Linked DNA regions of Homo sapiens: all the other regions are linked to region 1. A link is an interaction called in ENCODE POLR2A ChIA-PET data of the cell type or tissue named here. Cell type or tissue: PC-9. All regions are shown on one strand. Each heading gives the region's core, and the rest is flanking DNA. Links, peaks and the distances in the headings are about the cores only. Region 1 overlaps LOC124901681 (a long non-coding RNA gene). Region 2 overlaps PHTF2 (putative homeodomain transcription factor 2). Region 3 overlaps PTPN12 (protein tyrosine phosphatase non-receptor type 12).

Region 1 (10,829 bases), core at 2,586-7,585:
AGGCCAGTCGCCCCGTCCGGAGGGAGGTGGGGGGGTCAGACCCGCCCGGCCAGTCGCCCCGTCCGGGAGGGAGGTGGGGGGGTCAGCCCCCCGCCCGCCAGCCGCCCCGTCCAGGAGGTGAGGGGCGCCTCTGCCCGGCCGCCCCTACTGGGAAGTGAGGAGTCCCTCTGCCCGGCCAGCCGCCCCGTCCGGGAGGGAGGTGGGGGGGTCAGCCCCCCGCCCGGCCAGCCGCCCAGTCCGGGAGGGAGGTGGGGGGGGTCAGCCCCCCGCCCGGCCAGCCGCCCAGTCCGGGAGGGAGGTGGGGGGGTCAGCCCCCTGCCCGGCCAGCCGCCCCGTCCGGGAGGGAGGTGGGGGGGTCAGCCCCCCGCCCGGCCAGCCGTCCCGTCCGGGAGGTGAGGGGCGCCTCTGCCCGGCCGCCCCTACTGGGAGGTGGGGAGCCCCTCTGCCTGGCCAGCCGCCCCGTCCGGGTGGGAGGTGGGGGGGTCGGCCCCCCGCCCGGCCAGCCGTCCCTTCCGGGAGGTGAGGGGCGCCTCTGCCCGGCCGCCCCTACTGGGAAGTGAGGAGCCCCTCTGCCCGGCCACCACCCCGTCTGGGAGGTGTGCCCAGCAGCTCATTGAGAACGGCCAGGATGACAATGGCGGCTTTGTGGAATAGAAAGGGGGGAAAGGTGGGGAAAAGATTGAGAAGTCGGATGGTTGCCGTGTCTGTGTAGAAGTAGACATGGGAGACTTTTCATTTTGTTCTGTACTAAGAAAAATTCTTCTGCCTTGGGATCCTGTTGATCTGTGACCTTACCCCCAACCCTGTGCTCTCTGAAACATGTGCTGTGTCCACTCAGAGTTAAATGGATGAAGGGCGGTGCAAGATGTGCTTTGTTAAACAGATGCTTGAAGGCAGCATGCTCATTAAGAGTCATCACCACTCCCTAATCTCAAGTACCCAGGGACACAAACGCTGCGGAAGGCCGCAGGGTCCTCTGCCTAGGAAAACCAAAGACCTTTGTTCACTTGTTTATCTGCTGACCTTCCCTCCACTATTGTCCTATGACCCTGCCAAATCCCCCTCTGTGAGAAACACCCAAGAATGATCAATAAAAAACAAAACAAAACAAAACAAAAACAAAAAAACAAAAAAAAGAAAAAAGAAAAAAATGCACTTCAAGTTATGCCCTTCCAAATTTTTTCCTATGCATTTATATATGTGTGTGCATGCAAAGAGATACAGTTTTGCTCTGTATTTCAAAAATTCACTTAGAGGAATAGTTTAATTTCTAAGGTAAACTTTATTTGAAAAAAGGGCCCGCAGTATTTTACTTTAACCAGATACTGAGACTGAGTTTCACGGGATGTGAGGAAATGCCAGAATCAGGGCTTGATCATGCTTATTGTAGATGGCCCTTTCCCCTCAGAAATGGGAGAGAAATTCGACTGTAGGAAGAGAAATGGAAGGATGATCAGAAGTGCCTCTGCTTTTGATGGTTCAAAAGAATGTACCAACCAGACAATGATCGGTAAAGAAGATATGCTGAACAAGTTGTGTAACAGTCTAGTACGGTTTGGTATAGTGTTGGGTAAGAAGTGTTACTTGTTTAAGGTATTGAGTCCCATTTTGGCTGGTGTTTTTAGTCTTTTTTAAAATGTTTCGTCTTATTGGCAAGCTTCTCTCTCTTTCTTGCAACACTTGAGAGTTTCTTGAGTTCTCAGCGGCTACCTTTGGCATCTACTGCTAGGTTTGGGAAAATTTATGTAAACTATCTCCAAGGATTTCAATTCTTTTTTTTCTTTTTTTTTCTTTTTTGAGATGGAGTCTTCCTTAGTCGCACAGGCTGGAGTGCAGTGGCGCGATCTCGGCTCACTGCAACCTGAGCCTCCTGGTTCAAGTGATTCTCCTGCCTCAGCCTCCCAGTAGCTGGGCTTACAGGTGCCTGCCACCACGCCCGGCTAATTTTTTTGAATTTTTAGTAGAGATGGGGTTTCACAACGTTGGCCAGGCTAGTCTCGAACCCCTGACCTCAAATGATTAACCCACCTCGGCCTCCCAAAGTGCTGGGATTACAGGCGTGAACCACCAAGCCCCGCCAGGATTTCAGTTCTTTGGAAAGGCTTAGCAGTGCTTTCCTTGGTACCTTGCTAGCTTTTTCTTCTTCTTCTTCTTCTTCTTCTTTTTTTTTTTTTTTTTGAGACAAAGTCTCACTCTGTCGCCCAGGCTGGAGTGCAGTGGCGTGATCTCGGCTCACTGCAAGCTCCACCTCCCGGGTTCCATGCCATTCTCCTGCCTCAGCCTCCCGAGTAGCTTGGACTACAGGCGCCCGCCCCCATGCCTGACTAATTTTTTTGTATTTTTAGTAGAGACAGGGTTTCACCATGTTAGCCAGGATGGTCTCGATCTCCTGACCTCGTGATCCACCCACCTCGGCCTCTCAAAGTGGCTTTTTCTTCTTTTCAATACATTTAGGTCTTGTTTCAATCTACATATGGCTTTTTAACATATCAACATATGAGGGTTTATGCTGTGTGTGTCAGATACAAAAATGTTATAGAGATGGCTCCTACTCCTAAGGAATGAATATCTTAGTTCAGGAGACAGGAAAAACAATAAACTCTTAGTTACTTTAAGTTAATAAATGTGAAAGAGTGATACAGATAATAAGTGATTTAACAGTTCTGAGGAGAGAGAATTGTGGACCGGGCTGTCAGCATGGGGTGGTCACAGAGGTAGACCTTAAAGGGTAAGTTAAATTAGGTTTGAACAGGAAGTAGAACGCCCAGGCAAGAGAAGTGATAAGCATGAAGACAGCAAAGCAGAAGTTTGAAGTAGAACATTTGTATAGATGTGAAAGCTCCAAAGTAGACTAGGCTCTGGAGAATGTTGATACTGTAGGCATGGGAGCCACAAGAGGTTTCTGAGGATAGAAGCAAAATTATGGAAATGAGGAAAATAGTAATCTGGTACTTTTCTGATAAATTGTGAATGAGAGAGAAGGGAATGAGAGATATTAGGAGCCAATACATGAAACAACAAAAATAAAAGTAAGAAGTGGCCGGGCACGGTGGCTCACGCATGTAATCCCAGCACTTTGGGAGGCCAAGGCGGGCAGATCACGAGGTCAGGAGATCGAGACCATCCTGGCTAACACGGTGAAACCCCGTCTCTACTTAAAAAAAAAAAATACGAATAATTAGCCGGGCGTGGTGGCTGGAGCCTGTAGTCCCAGCTACTCCGGAGGCTGAGGCAGGAGAATGGCGTGAACCCAGGAGGCAGAGCTTGCAGTGAGCTGAGATCACGCCACTGCACTCCAGCCTGAGTGACAGAGCAAGACTCCGTCTCAAAAAAAATAAAATAAAAAGTAAGAAATGCAGGCTGGGTGCCCTGGCTCACGCCTGTAATCCCAACACTTTGGGAGGCCAAGGCGGGCAGATCACTTGAGGTCAGGAGTTCGAGACCAGCCTGGCCAACACGATGAAACCCTGTCTCTACTAAAAATACAAAAATTACCCAGGCGTGGTGATGTGTGCCTGTAATCCCAGCTAGTCGGGAGGCTGAGGCAGGAGGATTGCTTAAGCCCCGGAGTTCCAAGCTGGAGTGAGCCATGATTGTACCGCTGCACTCTAGCTTGGGCAACAGAGCAAGACCCTGTCTCAGAAAAAAAAGCTGGGTGGAAGGAGGCAGATCTTGTTTGGGAGATTTTTAAAAATGGCACATGGTAGGTCCAGCTTTAGAAAGCTCACCTACCTATACTATAGTCTCAGGGAAATTTACTGCTCTGCCTATCCTCTGTCACAGCCACGTGTTTGGGCAGTTGAGAAGTTAATCAGCCCATACAGACTGGCCAGCAACCTATGTCCTGGTATAAGAAGATGGTCTGGGCCAATCAGTTCTCACTCTTAGGAATCTGAATTTGGAAACCTAGAAAGAGTAAGTCATTATGCAGCAAGGGCAGAAGCTGAATGTATGCCATGGGGTAGAATTAGCGATTTGAAGCCTTGAGAGAGAGTAGAAAGTATAAAGAATCTGATTAGGAAGAGAACATTAGGATGCACTCAGTGGCTCACGCCTGTAAGCCCAGCATTTCGGGAGGCTGAGGCGAGCACATCACTTGAGGCCAGGAGTTCGAGACCAGCCTGGCCAACATGGCGAAACCCCGTATCTATAAAGTAAAATAAAATAAACTTTTAAAGGAAAGAAAAGAACATTAAGCAGACATGCAGCAATATGTGGGTATGTCACAACATAACCCATATGGCCATGGGGGAGATGGGGAGAATCTCCAGAGTAACCTGACTTCCGATAAACTTTTAGGAGAGGTTCAGTTGACATTTATTCCATAAGTAAATTTTGCTTTTCTTGAAACAGAATAGGGCAGTAATAAAGAGCGTGGGCTCTGAAGTCAGAGAAATGAAGGTTCAAAAACCTGTTCCATTTCTTGTTCAGGGTAAGTCACTTAAGCTGTCTAAGCATCAGTTTCCTCTTTTAGGAAAGCCACCTGGTGCTGGCTTAATGAGATAATGTTTCAGCAGTGGTGTACTATATACTTACTCATAGAAAACACAAAATAGGCCAGGCGCAACGGCTCACACCTGCAATCCCAGCACTGTGGGAGGCTGAGACAGGAGAATTGCTTGAGCCCAGGAGTTTGAGAACAGCCTAGGCAACACAGTGAGACCCAGTCTCTACAAAAAAAATTTTTAAATTACCCAGGCGTGGTGGTGCATACCTGTAGTCCCAGCTACTTGGGAGGCTGAGGTGGGAGGATTGCTTGAACCTCGGAGGTTGAGGTTGAGGCTGCAGTGAACTCTGATGCCACTGAATTCCACCCTAGGCAACAAAGCAAGACTCTGTCTCAAAAAGAAAAGAAAAACAAAACACAAAATAATAACTGGTTAAAGACCGTTAATGATTTCTGGGTCTTGTGCTTTTTTACCTCCTTCCTCATCTCTTTAGGCCCTTTTCCTACTCACTAGCTACATCACTCTGGGTAAATACAGGAGGAATGAGAAGAAAGCTAAATTTCATTTTTAAAAAAATCTCTCTTCTTACTACTTTTGTGAAGGTCTGAGTGGGAAGGAATTTAAAACTAATAATCCAAAAGAGGTTTCAGGATGATCTACTTGTTTCATGTTCATATTACCTTTTTTTTCCCTTAGCTCAGGTAAAATTAATGCTTTAAATGTGTGGAAATTTTAACTTTTGGGGTGTTTTCACATCTATACTCATACAAGCTACCTTTGTTATGGCTTTCACAGCATTTTATAGCTCTTTGTGAGTTCTGTTCTTTTTTTTTTTTTTACAACCCTGGGAAGTAATTTCATATCATTTTCTTCATTAATAGATAAAAGCTAAATGAAGCACAGTGAGTGAACATGATTAGCTTACTTGTGGAAAACAAATGTCAGACACATGGCCAAAGCTTACAGGTCCTGAGTTTCCAGATTGTTGCATAAACCACTGAGTCACAATGATTCTATACCTGGTGTGATTTAAGTGAAACTGCAGGTGAAGGTTGAAATCATTCCTGAGAGTCTCCCACAATGGCATTTCTAATATTAACCTGTCATTTCATTCTGCATTCCTCAGTCCTCTCCATACTCTGAAACTATATTTAAGATAGACTTTTGGGTGGGAGGTTATGAGAGAGTGAATGAGAAGCTAGGGAAATTCTTGTTTATCCTGGTATCCTATTTATTCCTTCTTTCTAGCCATAGTCACAGCAAATGTTGACCATTTTTTAATCTGAGTTTTTTGTTGAAATGTGTCATCTAATAAATAGGAAACTGGCAGTAAGGGAGCATAACTTTTTAGTTTCCTACGGTAACATAAAATTTTCAGAAGACACATAAAAATGAAGAGAAGTTTGGAAGGGATGAAATCTCTCTAATATTCAATGTGTATTTCAAAGCTTAATATGTCAGAGCTTTTTCATATATCACATCCTGTTTATCCTTATAACTCTACCCTTAAGTAGGTAGGTCAGGTATTATTTTATATATATATATATATATATTTTTTTTTTTTTTTTTTTGAGAAGGAGTCTCTCTTTGTCCCCAGGCTGGAGTACAGTAGTATAATCTTGGCTCACTGTAACCTCCACCTCCAGGGTTCAAGTGATTCTCCTGCCTCAGCCTCCCAAGTAGCTGGGATTATAGGTGTGCACTGCCATGCCTGGCTAATTTTTTTTTCTTTTCTTTTTTTGGTAGAGACGGGGTTTCAGCATGTTGGCCAGGCTGGTCTCTAACTCCTGACCTTAGGTGATCCACCTGCCTCAACTTCCCGAAGTGTTGGGATTACAGGCATGAGCCACCGCACCCGACCCTATATTCTTTATATATGCATTAGAATACTAGTAAGGATAATAATGCATAACTTTAGAGAAATTAAATTATTTGCCCAAGATCACATAGATGGCAGAACTAGAACTAAAACCCAGATAATTCTCCACTCAATGAAAACTTAAGAGTGTTACACAACAAAGGCTACATACAGTAATAATTAATGCTAACTGCAAGAGAATACAGTCATTAAATCCACCCTGTTCTCTGACCTTTCTATCTCATACTTCTTATGCTGTTTCATTTAACATTCAAAGAAAAATTAAAATTTTATAAATAACTTCAAAGTCAAATACTACCTGACCATCTAATTAGTCGTTTTTCAACATGATGACATTTGGTTTCTGTATTCAAGAATGGATCATTAACAAGGCTTATGAAATATAATTGTGCCATATAAAATTCATTCACTTTATTGATTGAGGTCAGGCCAAACTATCAGCAAAACAAAACAAGCAAAAAATCCCTTTTCTTCAGTGACCACTAATAATTTTAGATTAAAAAAAATGTGCTTCCACTTATTTGAGGTATCTAAAGTAGTTAAACTCATAGAAACAAAATAGAATGGTGGTTACCAGGGGTTGGGGGCAGAAGGGAAAAGGGGAGTTTAATGGGCATAGATTTTCAGATTTGCAAGATAAAAACGTTCTGGAGATCTGTTTCACAACAATGTGAATCAATACAGGTATACTTAATACTAGTAAACTATACACTTAAAAATGGTTAAGATGGCAAATGTATGTGTTTTTCACCACAATATAAATAAATAAAATATATAGTTTGAGATGATAAAAAATGGTTAGTGGTGATGGTTGCACAACAATGTGAATGTACTTAATGTTACTGAGCTATACACTTAAAAATGGTTAAAATGATAAATTTTATGTTAGATATATTGTACTGCAGTTAAAAAAGTATATTTAAAGTTCCATGATTTTATATTTTTATCATATTCACTATTCTGTGAAAATCTTGCACTTCATGTTTCTGTGTTGGCAACTAGAAAGCAGAGATTTCTTTCAACTCTGTTATTTAGCCTATAGTCAAACAAATAATTGGTGTCGTTAGCAGCTATACAAGTCTAAACTAAAATCTATAGAGGGAAATTTCATTTCCAAGAATTGCTGTAATATTATGCAAAAATCTTCTAATGCCCATAGAATTCTAGAAGGCACCTAATGTGCATATTATATGTCATCATTTGATGGTTACCTTACCTTGTCAGTGAATATCACATTTCTTTTATTTATTTATTTATTTTGAGATGGAGTCTCACTCTGTCACCCAGGCTGGAGTGCAGTGGCATGATCTCGGCTCACTGCAAGCTCTGCCTCCCGGGTTCACGCCATTCTCCTGCCTCAGCCTCCCGAGTAGCTGGGACTACAGGCGCCTGCCGATTTTTTAGTTATATTCAAGTTCATTCAGTAGTTGAAACTTTGGTTTTTGTTTTGTTTTAAGACAGGGTCTCTCACTCTGTCACCCAGGTTGGAATGCAGTGACACAGTCATGGCTCACTGCAGCCTTGACCTCTGGGACTCAAGTGATCCACCCACCTCAGCCTCCCGAGTATCCAAGACCACAGGCACACGCCACCACACCCAGCTAATTTTTGTATTTTTTGTAGAGAGTTTCGCCACGTTGCCTAGGCTGGCTTCAAACTCCTGAGCTCAAGCAATCTGCCTGCCTTGGCCTCCCAAAGTGCTGAGATGACAGGCATGAGCCACTGCACCTGGCTCAGTAGTTGAAAATTTGTTAAAAGGTATTTACTGTTAATAGCTAGTTACGATTAGTCTTAGTTTTCAATTAGCAAGCATTTTATGGTTTTAAAATTGTTTTTAATTTCCATTTAATATGCTCTACCAGTTACTTTTTAAAAGTATACTTTTAAAATAGTTTATTTTAAACTTTAGGGCATATCCTTTTTTTTTTTTTTTTCAAAGAAATTAACTATGTAATTTATCAAGGCAATCATCAACTGCCCTTTCCTTGTCAATTTTTAAATAGTTCCATTATTTCAAAATTCTGGTGAAATATTTATTTATATCTTTCTTCAGTAGTAAGTTGTCTCCTAGAGATATTTCATTTCTTTTTCTAGCTGAATGTTTGGTATTTAATATTTCTTCAGTAGATTTCAATTTGCTATCTTTCTGTAGTTCTCACTGAGTGATCTTTCTGTTGTGTTACATGAATACTATTTTTAAGTATATTCATAATATTTCACAAATCCAGTATCATGTGTCATACAGATGAGTCTAGGCAGTGGTTTTATTTCTAATGAGCAATTTGTGAGACATACTATTAATCATGCAATACCTTTAACAGTTGAACTTTTTAATTGTGGGTTTGTGTGTGCGAGGGAGATATTTATGATTTCTACTAAAGCCCTCAAAGCTGCTCAGACAGCCCTTTTGTCCATTTTTGGTCAGCTCCCATGGCTTTATCACTCGCTTCAAGCCCTACACCCTGCTTCTTCATTCTTAGAAAAATGGAGTTATCAAGTTTTAACTCAGTTTCTCCTTTCCAAGTGAAATTGGGAAATCACAAATTTACCCCTATAACTTACTCATTTCTCTCCACTATTAGGATTCTGTTGACCCTCTCTACCCTTTTATGTCTCTTCCTACTCTTGCTGTACAAATATCTCCTCTCCTTTATTGTCAGTCTTTTCCCCTTCAGTGACTCTCCTTATCCTACAAAATGCTCAAGACTCCCACAAACTACTGCCCATCTCATGCAACCCACAACAGTCTGACTACTGGCACATATCTCCTAAAGGACTTCCTACTTGCCAAATCTCATGACCTCTTAGTGTACATCCTTCTTAACCCTTGTGCAGCATTTGACCCTTTTCAGTGAATACCATTCCTTCTTGAAATTCTCCCTTTCCTTAGTTTGTTTTAATTGAAGTGAAATTTATATAATATGTAATTAATCATTTTAAAGTTAACAATTCAGTGGCATTTAGTACATTCACAATATTGTGCAACTACCACATCTATCTAGTTCTAAGACATTTTCGTGTCCCCAAAAGAAAGCCCTATTCCCATTAAACAGTTACTCCCTACTCCTTCCTCCCCTAACATCCTGGCAATCACCAATCTGCATTCTGTCTATATGGATTTACCTATTCTGTATATTTCATATAAAAATGGAATCATATATAATAGTATGTGGCCTCTTGTGTCTGGCTTCTTTCACTTGCATAATGTTTTGTTTCAAATCTTAATATTTTCATATTTGCCTCAGATTTTCAGTAAGAAAACAGTATGGATAGAGTTGAGATGCCTATAGAGTCCTTCCTTTCTCTCCCCAGAAATAACCATTATCTTGTATTTAGAATTTTTATTGTTCCAGTGCATGTATAACTTTATGCTGAGTAGTATCTTGCCTTTAAAAAAATTCTGGTAAAATCACATAACAAAATTTACTATCTTAACCATTTTTAAGTGTTCATTAGTGTTAAATATATTTGCATTGTTGTGCAACAGATCTCCAGAAACTTTTCATCTTGCAAAACTGAATATGTATACTCATTAAACAATGTTCCTTGATTTCCCTGTCCTTCTAGCTCCCAGTAACTACCATTCTACTTTGTTTCTATGAATATAACTATTTTAGATACCTCATACAGGTGGGCTCACATTTATTTGTCTTTTTGTGACTGGCTAATTTCATTTAGTGTAATGTCTTGAAGGTTCATCCATGTTATAGCGTATGAAAGGATTTTCTGCCTTTTTAAAGCTGAATAATATTGCATTATAAGTATATACTACATTTTGTTTATTCTTTCATCCATTGATGGACTTTTGGGCAGTGTTCACTTTTGAGGAGTTGTGAATAGTGTTCCTATGATCATGGTTTTCTGTGGAGAACCAAACTGTTTTCTACAGAAGCTGCATTTTACATTCTCACCAGAAATTGTACAAGGGTTCTAATTTATTCTCATCCTTGCCAACACTTGTTATTTTCCTTTAAAAAATTTTTGGCCATCCTACTGGGTACGAAGTGGTACCTCATTATGGTTTTGATATGCATTTTCCTAATGATTAATGATGTTGAGCATCTTTTGATGTGCTTCTTGGCTATTTGTATATCTTTGGAGGAATGTCTACTCAGCCCTTTGCCTATTTCTCTCTTTCTTTCCTCCTGTAACACTTTATACATTTAACACAATATTTTAGTCCTTACATTGCCTTATACTGGTTTGTTTATATATCTAGGTTATGAGCTCCTTAATGTAGAGATCTATCCCTGTAGCTAATAAATCTCTCCCAAGTTCATAGTAAAAGTCTGGTACATAGTAATACTCAAAAAATACTAAATCTCAGAACTTGCATTTAATTTTTTTTTTTTTTTTTTTTTTTGAGACAGGGTCATACTCTGCCAGCCAGGCTGGAGTGCAGTAATGCGATCTTGGCTCACCTCAGCCTCAACCTCCCAAGCTCAGGCAATCCTCCAGCCTCAACCTCCCAAGTAGTTGAGACTATAGGCACATGCCACCAA
Region 2 (10,829 bases), core at 3,387-8,386, 290 kb before region 1:
GAGACCAGAGCCACCTCTGGAGTGCACCCTGCTCTGGAGGTTAGTAGCCAGTGAACTTCTCTAGCACTGGGGCTCCATCTTCATTCCATCACACTCACATGGGTGGCTGAAAACCACAACCCCAACTATGCAAAGCCTGGGCCCAGGATCGGCTGTGACTCCAGTCCTGCACAGCAGGGAAACCAACCTCCCTTCCCCTCTGCTCCCCAACACTCTGCTGCCACTGCCACACTTCCAGTCAGAGGAACAGTCTGGCACTCCCACCTAAGGCAAACCTGCCCTTGAGCCAGAGAAAACTGCTATATGCCCTCCAAGTGGAAGAGTGCCCCCCACGTCTCTAAGCAGCTGATACATCCCTCGGGCTGGCAGAGAGGCTACACATCTGCACTCAGGTCCTGAGACACAGCCCTACAGCACTCCCCCACTGCAGACATGCCCTCAGCTCTCCACCTGCAATCAAGGTCTAAGAAACAGTCCTGTCCCTGGGCACAGCAGGCTGCTCCTGGTAGGCATACCCTCAGCCCATCCAAGCAGCCATGAGCCCATGACTGGACCTGAGTAACATCCCTGTGGGCCACCTCTAGCAAACATATCACTTGTGGGCCTATGGAGGGCTCACTCCTGAGCCACACCCCTGAGCCAGCCAAGCAGCCTTGCATCTGCATCCCAAACCTGAGAAAGTCCTGTGGGCCCCCCCGGTAGACAGATTCATTCCCAGGCTGGCTGAGCAGCCCTGTGCCTGCTCCTGGGCCTATAAACAGCTCCATGTGGGGCATGTCCCACACCAGCCAAGAAGTTGTGAAGCCATGTCAAGGGCCTGAGAAACAGCTCTGAGGGCCATCTATGGTGGACACACTCCTGAGCTCCCCGAGCAGCCTTGTACCCATGTCCCAAACCTGAGAAACAGCCCCACGGGCCATCTACAGCAGATACATACATCCACAGGCCAGCCAAGCAGAAGAGAAGGGAAAAGGTAAGGAAACATATTTAATGAAATAACAGCTGCAAATTTCCCAAATATTGGGAGAGAGATGGACATCTAGGTCCGGGAAGCTCAATGAACCTCAAATAGACGCAACCCAAATAGATCCTCTCCAAGGCAAAATATATTCAAATTGTCAAAAGACAAACACAAAGAAATTCTAAAACCAAGAGAAAACATCAAGTCACATACAATGGAATTCCCATTAGACTAATAACAGATTTCTCAGTAGAAGCCTTACAGGCCAGCAGAGAATGAGATGATATATTCAAAATATTGAAAAGAAAAAAAAAAAACTGCCATCCAAGAATATTATATCCAGCAAAGCTATCTTTCAGAAATGAAGGAGAAATAAAACCTTTCATAGACAGGCAAAAACTCAGTAAATTCATCACCACTAAGCCAGCCTTATAAGAAATGCTCAAGGGAGTCTCACAGTTGGAAGTAAAAGGATGATAACCACCATCATAAAAACATGTGAAACTATAAAACTCACCAGTAGAGTTGATAAAGAAGAAAGAGAAAAGAACCAAATCTTATTACAGAAAACTACCCAACCACAAAAATAAACAATAAGAGAGGAAAAAAGGAAATAGAAAACAAGAAGAAAACAATCAATAAAATGACAGGAGAAGGCCTCACTTATCAATAATCACCTTGAATGTAAACGGATTAAATTCCCCATTTAATCAAAAAGGAGACTTTTCAACAGATACCACAGAAATGCTGAACTATGAACAACTTGGGATGAGTGCAGTGGCTCATGCTTGTAATCCCACTGCTTTGGGAGACTGGGGAGGAAGGATCACTTGATTCCAGGAGTTCAAGACCAGCCTGGGCAACAAAGCAAAACTCTATCTCTAATATACGTATACACAAACACACACACACGCACACACACACATTAGCTGGGAATGGTGGTGCACACCTATAGTCCTAGCCACTCAGAAGGCTGGAGCAGGAGGATTGCTTGAACCCAGAAGTTTGAGGTTACAGTGAGCTATGATCACGCCTGTGCACTCTGGCCTGGGAGACAGTGAGACCCTGTCTAAAAAAACAAAACAGAATAAAACAAAAAAACATACAACTATACACAAATAAATTTGAACACCTAGAGAAACTAGATAAGTTCCTGGACACGTAACACCTACCAAGATTGAACCAGGAAGAAACAGAAAACCTGAACAGACCAATAACAAGTAACCAGATTGAATCAGTAATAAAATGTCTCCCAAGCCGGGTGCGGTGGCTCACGCCTGTAATCCCAGCACTTTGGGAGGCCGAGGAGGGCAGATCATCTGAGGTCGAGAGTTTGAGACCAGCCTGACCAACATGGCGAAACCCAGTCTCTACTAAAAATACAAAATTAGCCGGGTGTGGTGGTGCATGCCTGTAATTCCAGCTACTGAGGAGGCTGAGGCAGGAGAATCACTTGAACCTGGGAGGCGGAAGTTGCAGTGAGTCGAGATCACACCATTGCACTCCAGCCTGGGCCAACAAGAGCAAAACACCATCTCAAAACAAAACAAAACAAAAAGTCTCCCATAAAAGAAAAGTTCAGGACTGGATGGCTTCACAGCTGAATTTTACTGAACCTTTAGGGAAGAATTAATATCAATTTTTCTCAAATTATTCCAAAAAATTGAAGCAGACTGATTCTTCCTAACTCATTCTATGAGGCCTGGATAACCCTGAAACCAAAACTAGACAAGAAGACAACAAAAAGAAGAAAACTGCAGGCTAATATATTCGATGCACATACACATAAAAATTCTCAACAAAATATTAGCAAGCCAAATCTAACAACACATCAAAAAGATAATACATCATGATTCAGGGGAATTTATCTGAGGAACGCAAGGACGGTTCAACAAATACAAATCAATAAACATCATACATCACACCAATAGAATAAAAGACAAAAACCATATGGTCATCTTGATAGATACAGAAAAAGCATTTGATAAAAGTCAACATTCTTTCATGATTAAAACCTCTCAAATTAGGGATAGAAGGAAAATATCTCAACATAATAAAGGCCATATATGGCAAAGCCAAAGCTAACATCATACTGACTAGGAAAAAGCCAAAAGTGTTTCCTCTGACTACTAGAACAAGACAAGGATGCCTACTTTCACAACTCTTATTCAATATACTACTGAAAGTCCTAGTTGGAGCAATTAGTCAAGAGAAAGAAATAATAGGCAACCAAGTTGAAAAGGAGGAAGTCAAAATGTCTATTTGCAGATGACACAATCTTATATATAGAAAAACTTAAAGACTATACCAAAAACTCTTAGAACTGATAGATGAAATCAGTATAATTGCAAGATACAGTATCAATATTCACAAATCAGTAGCATTTCTAAACACAAACAATCAACTAGCTGAAAATGAAATAAAAAAGGCAATCTTATTTACTACAGCAACAACAAAAGAATACCTAGGAATAAATTTAAACAAGGAGGTGAAAGACCTCTATAGGAAAACTATAAAATGCTGATTAAAGAAACTGAAGAGGATACAAACAAATGAAAGACATCTCATGCATATGGATCAGAAGAATATTATTAAAGTGACCCCACAACCCAAAGAAATCTACAGAGTCAATGCACATGTCAAAATAACAATTACTTTCTTCACAGAAACAGAAAAAACAATCCCAAAATACATATGGAACTACAAAAGCCTCTGAATAGCTGAAGCAATCCTGAGCACAAAGAGGAGGCATCACACCACCAGACTTTCAAATATACTACAAAGCCGTAGTAACCAAAACAGCATAGTACTGGCATAAAAACAGACACATAGATCAGTGGAACAGAATAGAGAACCCAGAAATTAATCAATCCATGTATCTACAGTTAACTGATTTTTGACAAAGGTGTCAGGAACACTCATTGAGGAAAGGATAGCCTCTTCAATAAATACTTCTGGGAAAACTGGATATGCAGAAGAATGAAACTAGATGCCCATCTCTCATCCTATACAAAAATCAACCCCAAAATGAATCAAAGACCTAAATGTAAAACCCAGAACTACAAAACTATTAAAAGAAAACAGCAGAAATGCTTCAGGGCATTGGTTTCTGGGAAAAGATTTTATGAATAAGTCCTCAAAAACATAGGCAACAAAAGCAAAAATAAATGAGATTATATAAAAACAAAAAGCTTTTGCATAGCAAAGGAAACAATCAACAGAGTAAAAAGATAACCTATAGACTAGGAGAAAATATTTGCAAACTATTCATGGGACAGGGAATTAATAGCCAGAATATACAAGGAACTCAAACTGTTGTTTTTTTTTTTTTTTGAGACGGAGTTTTGCTCTCATTGCCCAGACTAGAGTACAGTAGTGCAATCTCGGCTCACTGCAACTTCCACCTTCCAGTTTGAAGAGATTCTCCTGCCTCAGCCTCCCAAGTAGCTGGGATTACAGGCGCCCGCCACCATGCCCGGCTAATTTTTTTGTATTTTTAGTAGAGATGGGGGTTCACCATGTTGGTCAGGCTGGTCTCGACCTGCTGACTTCGTGATCCACCCACCTTGGCCTCCCAAAGTGCTGGGATTACAGGCATGAGCCACCGCACCCGGCCCGGAACTCAAACTTTTTAACATCAAAAAACAAACAATCCAATTTAAAGATGGGCAAAAAATCTAAAGACATTTCTCAAAAGAAGACATACATGTAGCGAATAAACATATTTAAAAATGCCCAACATCACTAATTGATATGGTTTGGCTCTGTGTTCCCACCCAAATCTCATCTTAAATTGTAGTTTCCACAATCCCCGTGTGTCATGGGAAGGACCTGGTGGGAGGTAACTGAATCATTGGGGTGGTTTCCCTCATGCTATTCTTGTGATAGTAAGTTCTCACAAGATCTGATGGTTTCATAAAGGGCTTCACCCTTTGCTTGGTTCTCATTCTTCTCTCTCCTGCTGCCATGTGAAGAAGGATGTGTTTGCTTCCCCTTCCATCATGATTTTAAGTTTCCTGATGCCTCCCCAGCCATGCTCAACTGTGAGTCAATTAAACCTCTTTCCTTTATAAATTACCCAGGCTCAGGTATGTCTTTATTAGCAGCGTGAGAACGAACTAATACACTAATCATCAGGGAAATGCAAATCAAAACCATAATGAGATACCATCTCATCAACTTAAAATGGCTACTGTCAAAAAAACAAGAAAATAACAAATGCTGATGAGAATGCAGAGAAAAAGGAACTCTTACACATTTGGTAGGAATGTAAACTAGTACAGCTACTATGGAGAAGAGCATGGAGATTCCTCAAAAAACTACTAATAGAACTACCATATGATCCAGCAATCCCACCACTGGGAATTTTATCCAAAGGAAAGAAAATCAGTATATTGATGAGACATCTGTACCCCATGTTTATTGCAGCACTATTCACAATAGTCAAGATATGGAATCAACCTACATGCCCAACAACAGATGAATGGATAAAGAAAATGGGGTCTACAGACAGTGGAATACTGTTTTGCCATAAAAAGAATCAAATCCTGTCATTCGCAGCAACATGGATGGAACTGGAGGACATCATGTTAAGCGAAAAAAGCCAGGAACAGAAAGTTAAACCCTGCATGTTCTCACTCATAAGTAGAAGCTAAAAAGCTGATCTCATAGAAGTAAAAAGTAGAATGGAGGATACCAGAGACTGGGAGGGGCATAAGGAAGAGAGAGATCAGAAGAGATTTGTGAAAGGTTACAAAATCACAGTTAGATAGGAAGAATAAGTTCTAGTGTTCTATACCACTGTTGGATGACTATAGTTAACAATAATATATAGTTGCAAATAGCTACAAGAAATAATGTTTGAAATAATGTATACGTCAATTACTCTGATCTGATCACTATACATTACATGTACTGAAACATCATTATGTACCCCTCAAATATGTACATTATGTGTCAATTAATAAAAGTAGTTTTTTAAAATAATGTAATTGAATTGAGCAAAATGAAACATGTATCTGTCCTGGACCCATGTACTATAAACAGGCAAACTATTAAAAGTTATTTCATGTCAGGCATGGTGGCTCACTCTTGAAATCCCAGCACTTTGGGAGGCCGAGGCAGGCAGATCACTTGAGGTCAGGAGTTTGAGACCAGCCTGGCCAACATGGTGAAACCCCATCTCTACTAAAAATACAAAAATTAGCCAGGCATTGTGGTACGCACCTGTAATCCCAGCTACTTGAGAGACTGAGGCACGAGAATCACTTGAACCTAGGAGGCAGAGATTGCAGCCAGCCAAGATTGCACCATTGCATTTCAGCCTGGGCGACAGATCATGACTCTTGTCTCAAAGAAAAAAAAAAAGTTATTCCAATATATAAAAAGAATAACCAAATTTCCAAGAGAATACAAAAAGCCAGACTAAACACAAGCATCTAACTTTACTACCTTACAATATCTAACTGAAATGACAGCAAACGCATACATACATGAGAACAGAGAGAACGGAAAAAAACAACAAAAATGAAGCTTGAAAGAAGATATGTGACTTGTAACTGACCTAGCAGATCCGAGACAGCAGACAGCAATAGTAGAGAAAGGAGAATATTAACCCAATTTATGCAATAAAACAAAGTTTCAGGGATTCATGGTTTAAGCATCCCCTGGAAACGGGAATAAAGTTAGTCCCATCTTTAGGCAGACTAGTTGAAAGCTGTTAAAATAAAAGATCCATTTTCTCTCACACCATGCCAATGAGTGACTATTTCTCTATGACCCTGCAGATGACTGGAAGTCAAACATGTATCATTATGAATGGTAAATAAAATATCAATTGAAAGAGCTGAACCTGTTTGTCCCTGGGAAACAGAAACTGTGGAAAAGGGGCTCTATGGCCGCTATTTTCCTAAATTTTGTATAACTATCTCTGAAAACATCTATCTGCAGAACTTTGATAAAAACTACAAATTGAAACCAGTTTTAAATTTCAATTTCCAAATAGTTATAGCTTCAGTAAACTGGAATTCTTACCATCATAAATATGATGGAATTATGCAATATATTCCAACATTTCCATTTAACATATTGGACAGCCACTTTCATAGATTTCGTATGCAAATCTGCCTGCTTGCTAAAATCAATACTCCTGGTACTTTTGCAGTCATTTACAGATATGCACAAAGCAGAGAAAAATCTGAGGTTCCCAACACGCATGTTCCCAGCAAAGGCTGAACAAGATGACACTATCTTCTTAAATAAGACAGCTATTATACCATAAACAAGGGTCCTTTTTGTGGTGTAGTGTCCTGTTTTTGGCTTTTTTTTTCTTTTTGTTGGGATTTTGCTGTTTTATTTTATTTTATTTTTGAGACAGAGTGTAGCTGTTGCCCAGGCTGGACTGCAGGGGCGTGATATCAGCTCACTGCATCCTCCACCTCCCGGATTCAAATGATCATCCTGTCTCAGCCTCCTGAGCAGCTGCAATGACAGGTGCACGCCACCAAGTCTGGCTAATTTTTTGGTATTTTTAGTAGAGAAAAGGTTTCACCAAGTTGGCCAGGCTGGTCATGAACTTCCAACCTCCAGTAATCCACCTGCCTCAGCCTCCCAAAGTGCTGGAATTACAGGCCTAAGCCACCGCACCCGGCCTAGATGTTGTTTAAAAATGCCCCCCCAGACCGGGCGCGGTGGCTCACGAGGTCAGGAGATTGAGACCATTCTGGCCAACATGGCGATACCCCATCTCTACTAAAAATACAAAAATTAGCTGGGCGCGGTGGCGCGTGCCTGTAATCCCAGCTACTTGGGAGGCTGAGGCAGAAGAATCGCTTGAACCAGGGAGTTAGAAGTTGCAATGAGCTGAGATTGCGCCACTGCACTCCAGCCTGGCGACAGAGTAAGACTCTGTCTCAAAAAAAAAAAAAAAAATGCCCCCCAAGTGTAGTGCTGAAGTGCGGCCTAGTGCTCCTAAGTGCAAGAACGATTTAATGTGTCTTACAGAGAAAATACTGTGTTAGGTAAGTTTCATTCAGACATGAATTATAGTGCTGTTGGTTGTGAGTTCAATGTTAACAAAATAAACAATAAAATTAAATAAGGTGTCTTTAAATAGAAACACATATGAAACAAGGTTATGTATTGATCACTGATGACAAAAATGTTGTGACCAGTGGCTCACAGGAACTCAACTCTGTATTTCCTCTAAGAGCAACACTTCACTATTGGCTAATTCAGTGTTAGCAGCGACCTTATATTAACACAGCTGTGAACAATGAGAATTTGCTGTAATTGGATTTACAGCCTGGGCTTGCAATTAGCTACAAGAAGGTAGATGGAAAGTTAATGAAGTAGAAATGAGGACTGAATTGTGTTTCCTGAGTTTTCTCCTCCTATGGTTACAGAGGCCAATTTAAAATTAGGGTATGTGGCTTTAAATATTATTCTTGATACCAGGTCATTTTAAAAATGAGGAACATATGACTGGACACCAAATCTTACGATTTTATGTAACATCATTATCAACATGTCCAGATCATCAATTCATGATTGATAAAACTACTAAGCCAACTGGTCTAAACCACCTAGAAACTGGAGAATGCAATACAATTTAACAGCCACTACCTCTAACATTCTTTTAATCTGAAGAAATTTTCTGTAAGTCAGGAAACCAATGTTTCAATCTGTAGTCTATTCAACTCCACATCACAGAGAAAAGTACTTAATAAACATACTGCAACTACTATTTAAGCCAGAATGATGAGCTAAGTAAGCTATGTATAGCTCATACATTTCATTATTGCTTAAATATTTTCAGCAATATAACACACAGAAGGTGCTGAATAAATACAATGCCTTTCTCTTCTCCCAAGGTGCTCATTAAATACAGTACCTTTCTCTTCTCCCTTTCACAGTGCAAAACACTGCTATCTACTCCCACTTCTCCATCTCCTCTCTTTAATCCAATCATCTTTTGCTCACAATACTCCACTGAAAGTTCTCTTTGAGGACACCAGTGACTTCCAGTCGCTAAATGCAATGGTCAGGTCTCAGTTGCTTATCTTATACAATCTACGGGTAGTATAAAGCACAGCTGATTATGTTCTCTTCTCCTGGAACACTTTATTCACTTAGCTTCTGGGAAACCACTCTCTTCAGTTTGTTCCTCTTTATTCACTCCTTCTCAGTTTCTTTGCTAGTTTTCCTCTTCTCCCTGAGCTCAGTTTTTGCACATCTCTTATCTTCACACAGTCCCTTGGTGATCACATCTAATATCTTGGTTTAAATACCATGTATAAATCAGTGTAATTGGATTGTAACTCAAAGGATAAAATGCTTGAAGGCCTGGTTTAAAATTAAATAAATAAATAAATACCATGCATCTATAGATGACTACTGTATGACTACTATTAGATTATACCTATAACCTCACCTGTTCCTATATCCACTACATTAGAAAAAGTCAAACAAGTTTCCTTACTTGAGGACTTGTTAGAGCCTTTTAACACGTTACTCTGCATTATAAATATCCAATAGAAGATTATGTACACATTATTGGCTGGGTGCTGTGGCTCACACCTGTAATCCCAGCACTTTGGGAGGCCAAGGTGGGCAAATCACGAGGTCAGGAGATCGAGACCATCCTGGCTAACACAGTGAAACCCCATCTCTACTAAAAACACAAAAAATCAGCTGGGCGTGGTGGCGTGCGCCTGTAGTCCCAGCTACTTGGGAGGCTGAGGCAGGAGAATGGTGTGAACCTGGGAGGTGGAGCTTGCAGTGAGCCAAGATTGTGCCACTGCACTCCAGCCTGGGTGACAGAGCGAGGCTCTGTCTCAAAAAAAAAAAAAAGTAAAAAAAGAAGATTATGTACACATTATTTCTTACATTTATTTAGAACAGAATCCTTTCCTTGTGATTCATCTTGTGAAGCATACTACTGACTAAGCCACTAAATATAGCATACTTAGACATCTCTCAAGTAGTTCTAACTTCTTACAGTACACACAAATTATGTAAAAATAAGCAAGCTTCTCCTGATTAGAGATAATAATTGGGTTTGAGGTATTCAAGTCATTTTACTGCATTAGAGGAAAACTTGCCTCAAAATTATCCTTATGCAGAGTTAAATTTATATCTCTCTTCAAATACATTCATCTGTATTAATTACATACTCTAAGTGAACACAGAATAAATGTGTGTCATTTCTTCTGCCTCAAACAACTTAATATAATCAGCATATGTTGTCATTAATCTTTTTCCAGACTAAATGTTCTCAGCTCCTTCACCTGTTCTTCATATAACATGATTTCCAGGCCCCTCACCATCCAGGTTCTTTTTCTCATCAGATAAGATCTAAGTAATTCCTGGAATCCAGTTAGTCAACAAAATAATGTATTTGAAGAATGCAAAACATTGGAGCTATAATTTCTTGTGATAAGGATATGATCACATGGTCATGTAGCCTATGCCTATATTCACTTTTTTATTTTTAGCAGCCATGACACTAGTTAATATTCTTTCTGAAAATAAAGCTGTATTACACACACCCACCACATATATACTCATCCGTATACATATATACTTTACGTCCACTGAGAGGGCCTAGAAACAAAGACTCCTCAGTAGCAATAAGCACATCTAACACCTAGATCTCTAAATACCACTTCATAGTAAAAGAAATCAACACTGCTTAGAGAAATGTCTTATGCTAGGGCTGGCACAGAGATAGTACCAGATGATTATGGAATATCTTGTTGGATCAGAAAGTAAGAAAATGCTCAAAGAATCATAGAGACATTGGCAAAATGATAAAACAAGAATTCATGAGTCCATACTGATATGAATAAGTAAGTGAATAAAGAGGTAG
Region 3 (10,829 bases), core at 2,549-7,548, 81 kb before region 1:
ATGATAATCCATCTTTTCTTCTGTTTTTTTTTACTATTTATCCATTCATCTATGGAGAGATTTCTCTCAAACATTTAGTTTATGTCTACTATGTACCATGCAATGAGGTACGAAAGTAGGTTTGAAGTTAACTACTTATCTGCTATGGGTATTATTTCATCTCATCTCCTACAAAGTATGACTTTTTTATTATATTCCCGTAAAGCTCTGACCTATTAGACAGAAAGAGCCTATGATAGAATTATAATCCTAGTATAGATTTCAGGATATTAAAAAAGGATTGATTCAATGGAATAAAACCTTACAAAGATCAGACTTTGATCTAATTAGAAAAAGATGAAAAGGTGATGCGGTATTTATCACATATTTTCTGGAGATTATTTAAATATAGTTAAAAGTTTTAAAAAATACAACAATAGCTGGGCACAATGGCTCATGCCTGTAATCTCAGTGCTTTGGGAGGCTGAGGTGGGGGAGGACTGTTGGAGCCCAGGAGCTCAAGACCAACCTGGCAACATCTCTACAAAAAAAAATTTTTTTTTAATTAGCTAGGTGTGGTATATGTGCCTATAGTCTCAGCTACTTGGGAGGCTGAGGCAGGAGGAAAGCTTGAGTCCGGGAGGTTGAGGGCGCAGTGAGCCCTGATTGTTCCACTGCACTCTGGCCTGGGTGAAATAGCAAGACCTCGTCTCAAACAAAACAAAACAAAACCCAAACACTGAATATTGCAATAAAAGAACTTTAGCCTATAATTCCTGCACTTTGGGAGGCTGAGGCGGATGGATTGCTTGAGTCCAAGGATTTGAGACCAGGCTGGGCAACACAGTAAAACCTCATCTCTATAAAAAAAATAAACTCGGCAAGGTGATGTACCCGTGAGTCTGGGAGGCTAATCTTTTTTGTATTTTTGGTAGAGACGGGGTTTTGCCATGTTGCCCAGGCTGGTCTTCAACTCTTGGCCTCAGGTGATCCTGCCTGCTTCGGCCTCCCAAAGTGCTGGGATTCCAGGCATGAGCCACTGCATCCAGCCTAAAAACCTGTATTTCCAGATATAAAAACTTTAGCTTTGAAATTAATCTTGAATTCATGGAATAAAACAGAAATGCTTTTCAATTAAAGTTTAAAGATGCTGGGTGCAGTAGCTTATGCCTGTAATCCTGGCACTTTGGGAGGCTGAGGTGGGTGGATCACTTGAGGTCAGGAGTTTAAGACCAGCCTGGCCAACATGGTGAAACCCTGTCTCTACTAAAAATACAAAAATTAGCTGAGCATGGTGGTGGGCGCCTGTAATCTCAGCTACTTGGGAGGCTGAGGCAGGAAAATCACATGAACCCGGGAGGCAGAGGTTGCAGTGAGCCGAGACTGTGCTACTGCACTCCATTCTGGGCAACAGAGCGAGACTCCATCTCAAAAAAAAAAAAAAAAAAAAAAAAACCCAAAAATTAAAGAAAACTGTTTATAGCCTACTCAGCTTTTCGAAATATTAAATATCTCAACTTAGATTAAATTATACAAAATAATACAAATGTTTGGCCGGGTGCAGTGGCTCACACCTATAATCCTAGCACTTTGGGAGGCTGAGGCAGGGGGATCGCCTGAGGTCAGGAGTTTGAGACTAGCCTGGCCAACATGCAAAACCCCATCTCTACTAAAAATACAAAAATTAGCTGGATGTGGTGATACATGCCTGTAATCCCAGCTATTCAGGAGGCTGAGGCAGGAGAATCGCTTGAACCCGGGAGGCAGAGGTTGCGCCACTGCACTCCAGCCTAAGTGACAGAGTGAGACTTCGTCATCAAAAAAAAAACCAAAAACCAAAAAACAAAAAAAACCAATCAAACAAAACAAACAAAAAACACATTCGAGGCCGGGCGCGGTGGCTCATGCCTGTAATCCTAGCACTTGGGAGGCTGAGGCAGGCGGATCACCTGAGGTTGGGAGTTCGAGACCAGCCTGACCAACATGGACAAACTCCGTCTCTATTAAAAATACAAAATTAGCCAGGTGTGGTGGCACATGCTTGTGATCCCAGCTACTAGGGAGGCTGAGGCAGGAGAATCGCTTGAACCTGGGAGGCGGAGGTTACGGTGAGCCAAGATTGCACCATTGCACTCCAGCCTGGGCAACAATAGTGAAACTCCATTTCAAAAAACAAAATAAAACAAAACAAAAACACATTTGATTCTACATTATAAAATATTTGGCTAGATTCAGAGCATGTCATAATAGGATTTAATTAAGCTAAAGGCATTGTAGGAGGATTTCCTTGCACAATAATTCCTATGTTAATAAAGGAATAAGAACGATGTCACATAAAACTTAAAAACGTGAAATTGTCACTTGGCTAATAAAAGAAATGCATATTTCCTAAAACTCATGGACCGATATTAGATTATCCTAACAAACTGAGATCAGCATTTGGTAATAAATCTGTCATTTGGAAAACCAAGAAAATTCAAACAAATATTCTGGGAACTGACAAAACCATTTAAAGGGAGAAAAGGAAAATGAAGGTTATAAATTTTGCAACTTATTTTCTCATACTTGGTTTAACAATGTAATAGTTATCATAGACTCAATGACAAAGATGTAAACAAATTCTACAAAAAAAAAAAAAAAATCTCAGCACCTTCAGGGACAAGGTGGTTATATATAGAATTGAAGCAAGACAATTGGTTAGAAAACAAAGGCAGAAATGAGAATACTAAGAGAATACAGTGTTTTTGTCAGGTCTAGAAGTTGAATATCCAGTAAGATGTTACAAGGCTAAAATAACACTGAATTATAACACAACAAAAGGGAGTTAACTGTGGCTCTTTAATTCTGCTTAACTGAAAAGCATATACACAAGGCCAGGAGTGTTGGCTCATGCCTGTAATCCCAGCACATTGCACACTGGGAGGCCAAGGCGGGCAGACCACCTGAGGTCAGGAGTTCGAGACCAGCCTGGTCAACATGGCGAAACTCCGTCTCTACTAAAAATACAAAAACTAGCTGGGCACAGTGGCGTGCGCCTGTAATCCCAGCTACTCAGGAGGCTGAGGCAGGAAAATCACTTGAACTTGGGAGGTAGAGGTTGCAGTGAGCTGAGACTGTGCCATTGCACTCCAGCCTGGGCAACAAGAGTGAAACTCTGTCTCAAAAAAAAGAAAAGAAAAGAAAAGCATATACACAAATAACTAAAACACTTTATACAAAATGAAATTCAAGTAGAATCAATGCAGAATTACTTGGGTGGGGGTGGAAGGGAAGAGTAAAGAGAACAATGCAATTATTTTTTAAAAAAGTAAAACATTAACGAATTATATGATTTTTGACATGAGATCTTTCCTAACTTTATTTCATTTAGAACATAATTTACCTTATATCGGAGTCATTAAATAGCCATCATAATACAGATACGAATAAGAAGGAAATGAGTTTAAGTAAAAATGTTAAGTGTCCTGGATATTCTTCTCATGTTAGACAAAACACAAGACAACAAAAAAAAGGCTAAATATTACATCTTAACAAAGAGTAAAAGTTTCCTAAAATTAATAGACCAAGAACACCTACCACTCCATCAGCAATTTTCTGAGCTCCATGAATTTCATATAGTTGTAGCTGTTTTTCAAACAGTTGGGCAATAGCTCTATGAACAAGTTCATATTGCTCCTATGAAGGAGAAAAATGATTAAAAAACAAAATGAAAACAACATTTTAAAAAAGAAGAAAGCATTTATAAAATAGCAGTTTATAAAGGGAAACAAACAACTATACCTTTGTTTGTACTGCAGAATGCCTTTGTGTTCTCATTTCTTGTATTAAATTAAATACATTAAATTCCTCTGGTATTTTCTAAAACAGAAAATTTAATACATCAACTTTGTGTATCTATTCAGAAAATAGTAAAATCTTCTTCAGCTTTTCACATAAAACTTAAATACCTGCTGGTTTACTGCAAACATTTATTGAACACCACTTAATGCATCTCAGACACTGTGCTTGGCACTGTGGAAACAAAACTGTTCTTGACCCTCAGCATTCAAGATGGGGAGACAGTTATGTCCAGCCAAAGTATGACTGCAGTATACAGGGAATAAAGAGGCTATGGCTAACTGTTGAGTGTGTGCAGCTACAACATAGTTGGATATCAAAAGAAGGTTATCCCATAAAAAGTGAAGGAAATATACATAAGCACAGCAGATTCAATGTATAATCTATGTGGGGAATTGAGAAGTTTGATGTAAACAAAGCCTAAGACTAAAAGAAGGAGAAGGTACTCAAAGGAGGAGAGAAGATAAGGATATTTAGGATCAGACTGTGAACATAATAAAGAGACTGAATTTATTCTATTGGCCAGTATCTCCTGGATTGGCTATATAAGGACCAGCTAAAAGACCTAGGTAAAAATATAGATCCTTTGGCTCCAAGTTGGGGAACTAATTATGAAACGACCTAGACAATTCTTTTGTGTATATGGAATTGCGACTACTGCAATAGGCAATGTTGACATGAGAAGATCTGATATTCACACAATTTTTGTATCAAGGAAGAGGACAGTCTGAAAGAGTGAGAAACTGGCGGAGGTTTACAGAAGCAGAAATATCATAACTGTTATCAACAAGAATATTTTGGAGTGATTAAGATGGAAGGGTTAAAAATGATTTCCAGGTTTGCTGCTTGGAAGTCCTTATATACATCATAAGATTTTTGGGTTTTTTTTTTGTTGTTTTTTTTTTGAGACGGAGTCTCGCTCTGTCGCCCAGGCTGGAGTACGGTGGCGTGATATCCGCTCACTGCAAGCTCCGCCTCCCGGGTTCACGCCATTCTCCTGCCTCAGCCTCCGGAGTAGCTGGGACTACAGGCCCCCGCCACTACGCCTGGCGATTTTTTTTATATTTTTAGTAGAGACAGGGTTTCACCGTGTTAGCCAGGGTGGTCTCAATCTGCTGACCTCGTGATCCGCCCGCCTCGGCTTCCCGAAGTGCTGGGATTACAGGCGTGAGCCACCGCGCCCAGCCAAGATTTTTACATGAAGACTTAACAACTAGGCCGGGTGCAGTGGCTCATGTCTGTAATCCCAGCACTTTGAGAGGCCAAGGCAGGCGGATCACCTGAGGTCAGGAGTTTGAGACCAGCCCGAAACACGGTGAAACCCCATCTCTACTAAAAATACAAAAATTAGCCAGGCATGGTGCCGCGTGCATGTAATCCCAGCTACTCGGGAGACTAAGGCAGGAGAATCGCTTGAACCTGAGAGTCAGAGGTTGCAGTGAGCCGAGATTACACCACTGCCCTCCAGCCTAGGCAACAGAGTGAGACTCCATCTCAAAAAAAAAAAAAAAAGAGAGAGAGAGAACTATGTTCAAAATACACAACTTTTATTTTATTTTATTTTTTGAGACGGAGTCTTGCTCTGTCACCCAGTTTGCAGTGCAATGGCACAATCTCGGCTCACTGCAACCTCTGCCTTCCAGGTTCAAGCAATTCTCCTGCCTCAGCCTGACAAGTAACTGGGATTACAGGCGCCGGCCACCACGCCTGGCTAATTTTTGTATTTTTAGTAGAAATGGGGTTTCACCATGTTGGCCAGGTTGGTCTCAAACTCCTGACCTCAGGTGATCCGCCCACCTCAGCCTTCAAAAGTGCTGGAATTATGGCATAAGCCATGGCACCTATCCAAAATACACAACTTTTAAAATGACCAAATGTTTGTTTTGTTTGCTAGCATTCATTTATGTGTCCCTTCTCATTCCAATTTTAATCTTTGACTTTTATGTTAAAATGTGATCGAATTCCAGTTAAATTTTGTTCACTTAAGCATTTTCATTTGAGAATTAGATGATTATAGTTTTTGAGGAAAAAAATATTTAACCCCAGAGGGCTTTTTAAGGAACTGTTTAACATGTAAATATTTCCTTGCAACAATAAAAAATGGAGAGATGGCAGGGAAAAAAGAGAAATAAGGGGAAGAAGGAAGAAAAAGAAAAAATAAACATTTTATTAATTCTACTCTGTACAAGACAAAGATGAACAATTCATGGAAACTATAAAGCTATGAAGGATTAAAGGCGCCTCTCTAGAAATGAACACATTATGGAACCAGCAAAAGAATCAAATGTATACATAATGAAGAGACTTGTTTTTCAAATCTATAATGAAGGCTGTATCTTATTTATCTCTGTATCATCCACAGTATCAAACACTATTTCTTGGAAAAAGCAGTAGTAGGAACAACAATCACAACAGCAACAGTAATCAACACTAACAATAAACTGAGTACTTACAATTTACCACATAGTTCTGAAGAACTTCACAAAAGTTATTTAATTCTTATGCATTACTACTACTATGACCCCTATTTTCTGATAAAGAAATAGAGGCACTATGGGATTAGTATTTTGACCAAGATCCCACAGCTAGTAAATGAGAAAGCCAGAATTATAATCTGGGCAATTTGGCTCGAGTCAGCATTCATAGACTACAATACTATAATGTCTCCAGCAGGCATAAATACATACTGAGTGAAATACACTTATACCTAGAGTAAACATAAAAGGCAATGGGCCAGGCACCGTAGCTCACGCCTACAATCCCGGCACTTTGGAAGGCCGAGATGAGTGGATCACCTGAGGTCAGAAGTTCGAGACCAGCCTGGCCAACATGGTGAAACCCTGTCTGTACCAAAAATATAAAACATTAGCTGGGCGTGATGGCAGGCACCTGTAATCCCAGCTGCTAGGGAGGCTGAAGCAGGAGAATGGCTTCAACCCAGGAGGTGGAGGTTGCAGTGAGCTGAGATCGCACCATCGCACTCCAGCCTGGGCAACAAGAGTGAAACTCTATCTCGGAAAAAAAAGAAAAAAAAAAAAAGGCAATGAAAATTTAGTATTGGAAAAGTCAGTAACAGTTTATATCCTAATGCAAGTATTCACTCACCTAGAACACTGTCACATTGTTCCCCAATGCATCCTATCAAAGGCAATATGCAGCAATTATACCTTTTCTCCACCTTTATTTTTTATAATCATTTTATTTTTTAATTATTTTTAGAGACGGGGGTCTCCCTATGTTCCCCAGGCTGGTCTCGAGCCCCAGGGCTCAAGCGATCCTCCCACCTTGGCCTCCCAAAGTGCTAGGATTACAGGCGTAAGCCACTGTGCCCGGCCTTCACTACCTTTATTTCTTACTTAATAAAACTACTTTGGAAAAAATAACATGTATAATAAAATATACACTATAATTTACTGCAATTATAATTAAGTTTGAAAATCATAATAGATCAATTGAACATAATGCTACAAAAAATTATTCTTACCCCAGCTTTTAGTAAATTCCACGTATAATCTATGGCACAAATGGCACCTGTTCTTCCACAGCCTGCACTAAGGATATAAAGTTTGAAAAACAATTGATTTTTGTGATAAAACAACTATAAAATAAATGTGGATAGACATGTTAATATTCAGAAACAAAAAATCATTTAAGAAGTTTGACAAAATTCTACTTAGTAATAAACAAAATACAACTTACAGTGTGTTCATGGCAACATCTGTTACACAGAATACATATACATATACACTATGATTTTTCCTATATGTACATACCTATGATAAAGTTTAATTTATAAATCAGGCACAACAAGAGATTAACAACAATAACTAATAATACATTAGAACAATTATAACAATCTATCACTAGTCACTACCTCACTACTGTTGAGGTTTGGGCCATTATAAGTAAAATAAGGGTCATGTGAACATAACCACTGGGACACCATGACAGTCCATCTGGTAACTGCAGTATCTACTATGTGACTAATGGGCTGGTAGAGTCTACAGTGTGTACACACTGGACCATGGGATGATTTATCTTGCAAGCAGGACATACTTCCCCATGCTTCTCAGAATGGTGCAGCATTTAAAACTTACAAAGTGTTTACTTCTGAAATTTTCCATTTGATATTTTTGAACTATGAGTAACTGAAACTGAGGACAGTGAAGTCTTGAATAAGGAAGGCCTATTGTCTTCTATCTTTTAAACATTTCATTTTTAAGGGGTTGGGCGCAGTGGCTCATGCCTGTTGTCCCAGCACTTTGGGAGGCCAAGGCAGAAGGATTGCTTGAGCCTGGGAGGTCGAGGCTGCAGTAAGCCATGATGGCACCAATGCATTCCAGCCTGGGTAACAGAGTGTGACTTCATCTCAAAAAGAAAAACAAAAATTAATTTAAGGAACTTCCAAGAGTAAGTGACACAGAGAATAGCTACTAAGTTGTCACTCTGGAAGTCTAATGCTACATCAGAAAATGTGACTAGCTAACAACGTCTTACAGAGACATTTATTCTATGTTCAAGATGGCTCTTGTGGCTGGGCGCAGGGGCTCATGCCTGTAATCTCAGCACTTTGGGAGCCTGAGGCCGGTGGATCACTTGAGGTCAGGAGTTTGAGACCACCCTGGCCAACACGGTGAAACCCCATCTCTACTGAAAACACATAATTAGCTGGGCGTGCTGGCAGACACACGCAATCCCAGCTATTCAGGAGGCTGAGGCAGGAGAATCACTTGAACCGGGGAAGTGGAGGTTGCAGTGACCCAAGATCGTGCCATTGCACTCCAGCTTGGGCAGCAAGAGTAAAACTCCAACTCAAAAAAAAAAAAAAAAAAAAAAAAAAGATGGCTCTTGTTTTAGAGTACAGGAGGAAATGGTACATCATTTCAATCTATAGAAGGTATAGGAAAGGTGAAGAATGCTATAAGCCCTAGAAAACGGATTGAGCAACAGCAGTGATTTCCACAAAAGAACAAGACAATGATATGCTCTCATATCCCAAAAAACTAATGGGAGCTGGGGACTTTAGAGTAACATACCATAGGTTTTTTTATTTTAAAACATGACAGGCTGGGCTCAGTGGCTCACGCCTGTAATCCCAACACAATGGGAGGCCAAGGAGGGCGGATCACCTGAGGTCAGGAGACAAGCCTGGCCAACGTGGTGAAACCCCGTCTCTACTGCAAATACAAAAAAAAAAAATTAGCCGGGCGTGGTAGTGGGCGCCTGTAATCCCAGCTACTTGGGAGGCTGAGGCAGGAGAATCACTTGAACCTGGGAGGCGGAGGTTGCAGTGAGCTGAGATCACGCCATTGCACTCCAGCTTGGGCGACAGAGCGAGACTCCGTCTCAAAAAAAAAAAAAAAAAAAAAAAAAAAACTCATGACAAAAGTATTTTAAAGTAACTGCTTCTCAACTAGAGAAAGGCTTATGCATCTTAGAATTGAAAATCACTATGAGTAATTATAAGATGTTACTGACATCACCAGAATAATCTTTGGCAAAAACCCCCACAAAGTTGTGTAACATTTTAATGCATATTTTGAAATGTATACCTATCAGCAGTTTGTTAAACATGTAACCTAAAATTCCTGATAAAAGTACACTATAAACAACCTAGAAAGATTTTTTAAAACTCTTAATAAACATAATCAATTATATTAATTTTTAGTTGATACATTTGTGAATTCTGTGCATCAAAACATTTATAGAATTTTAGTTGAGTTACTGGGATAAATTATATATATCTAAAATTTGATAGTTAAAAGTATAACATAAAGATACAGATAACCAGATCAATGAAACACAATAGAAAGTTCAGGAACAGATCTGAGTACATGTAACATTTCTTACATAACAGTGAATTCTCCAGAGATCAGACCGTTCAGTAAGTGGCAAAGGAGAAGTTAGCTATCAATGAAGAGCAAAAAATTAAATTCTGATCACATACCTTAACCATAAAAAATCCAGGTGGATAAAAATATATATATATATATGATATAAACATATTGGATATTTATCCAATGATAAATGTTAAAAAGTAAATCTATGAAAGTACTAAAAATATATGCAAAATATATACACTATTGTGTTAGGGAAAGACTTTCTATGTACAAATATCTCAATGGACAAAAACCATTCAAAAATCTGACATGACAAAATGAAACTTATGTATTGCAAACAGGCAGAAGACAGGAAAAACCATGGTACTTACAACATGAATAAAAGTTAATGTCCTCAATATATAAAGCACTTGTATAACTATTAAAAGATGAGGCTGGGCGCAGTGGTTCACGCCTGTAATCCCAGCACTTTGGGAGGCCGAGGCAGGTGATCACCTGAGGTCAGGAGTTCAAGACCAGCCTGACAAACATGGAGAATCCCCAACTCTACTAAAAATATAAAATTAACCGGGTGTGGTGGTGCATGCCTATAATCCCAGCTACTCGGGAGGCTGAGGCAGGAGAATCACTTGAACCCAGGAGGCAGAGGTTGCAGCAAGCCAAGATCGCACCATTGCACTCCAGCCCAGGCGACAGCCCAAGACTCCGTCTCAAAAAAAAAAAAAAAAAAAAAAAAGGAAGAAAAAAATGCAAACAAAGGCTGGGAACCGTGGCTCACACCTGTAATCCCAGCACTTTGGGAGGTGGAGGCGGGCAGATCATGAGGTCAGGAGTTCAAGACCAGTCTGGCCAACATAGTGAAACCCCGTCTCTACTAAAAAATACCCAAAATTAGCTGGGTGTAGTGGTGTGTGCCTGTAATCCCAGTACTCGGGAGGCTGAGGCAGGAGAATCGCATGAACCCAGGAGGCAGAGGTTGCAGTGAGCTGAGATCGTGCCATTGCACTCCAGCCCGGGCGACAGTGCAAGACTCTGTCTCAAAAAAAAAAAAAAAAAAAAAAAGCAAACAAAAAGATAACACACAGTATTGGGGAAGGTATAGGGAAATAGGTACTCTCACATACTGCCAGTGGCAGAATTAAGTAGCATCAATTTTCTGGATAACACATTAAA

Evidence for each region. Peaks named below come from ENCODE experiments on the same cell type or tissue, not always from the same donor. Only the 100,000 strongest peaks of a DNase experiment are listed, where the experiment ranks them.
Region 2: POLR2A ChIA-PET joins it to region 1 with 36 read pairs; 2 of 35 experiments call an interaction of 5 or more read pairs at or near these places.
Region 3: POLR2A ChIA-PET joins it to region 1 with 11 read pairs; 6 of 35 experiments call an interaction of 5 or more read pairs at or near these places.

Annotation. Positions count from the first base shown.
Region 1 is chr7:77,523,187-77,534,015 of GRCh38, reverse strand. All of the region lies in intron 2 of LOC124901681 (a long non-coding RNA gene), which reads left to right. Among named protein-coding and RNA genes, the nearest start is that of PTPN12, 8.7 kb to the left of the region's middle. RefSeq lists enhancers at 7,441-7,940, 7,941-8,442. In PC-9, for the core only: no CTCF peak of the experiment used is centred there; a DNase peak (open chromatin) is centred at 5,465; H3K27ac peaks cover 4,208 bases.
Region 2 is chr7:77,811,576-77,822,404 of GRCh38, reverse strand. All of the region lies in intron 1 of PHTF2 (putative homeodomain transcription factor 2), which reads right to left. Among named protein-coding and RNA genes, the nearest start is that of PHTF2, 18 kb to the right of the region's middle. In PC-9, for the core only: no CTCF peak of the experiment used is centred there; no DNase peak of the experiment used is centred there.
Region 3 is chr7:77,603,773-77,614,601 of GRCh38, reverse strand. PTPN12 (protein tyrosine phosphatase non-receptor type 12) reads right to left here. Exons shown (of 18, transcript NM_002835.4): 9 at 7,301-7,367; 10 at 3,760-3,837; 11 at 3,556-3,654. Among named protein-coding and RNA genes, the nearest start is that of PTPN12, 72 kb to the right of the region's middle. In PC-9, for the core only: no CTCF peak of the experiment used is centred there; no DNase peak of the experiment used is centred there; H3K27ac peaks cover 1,524 bases.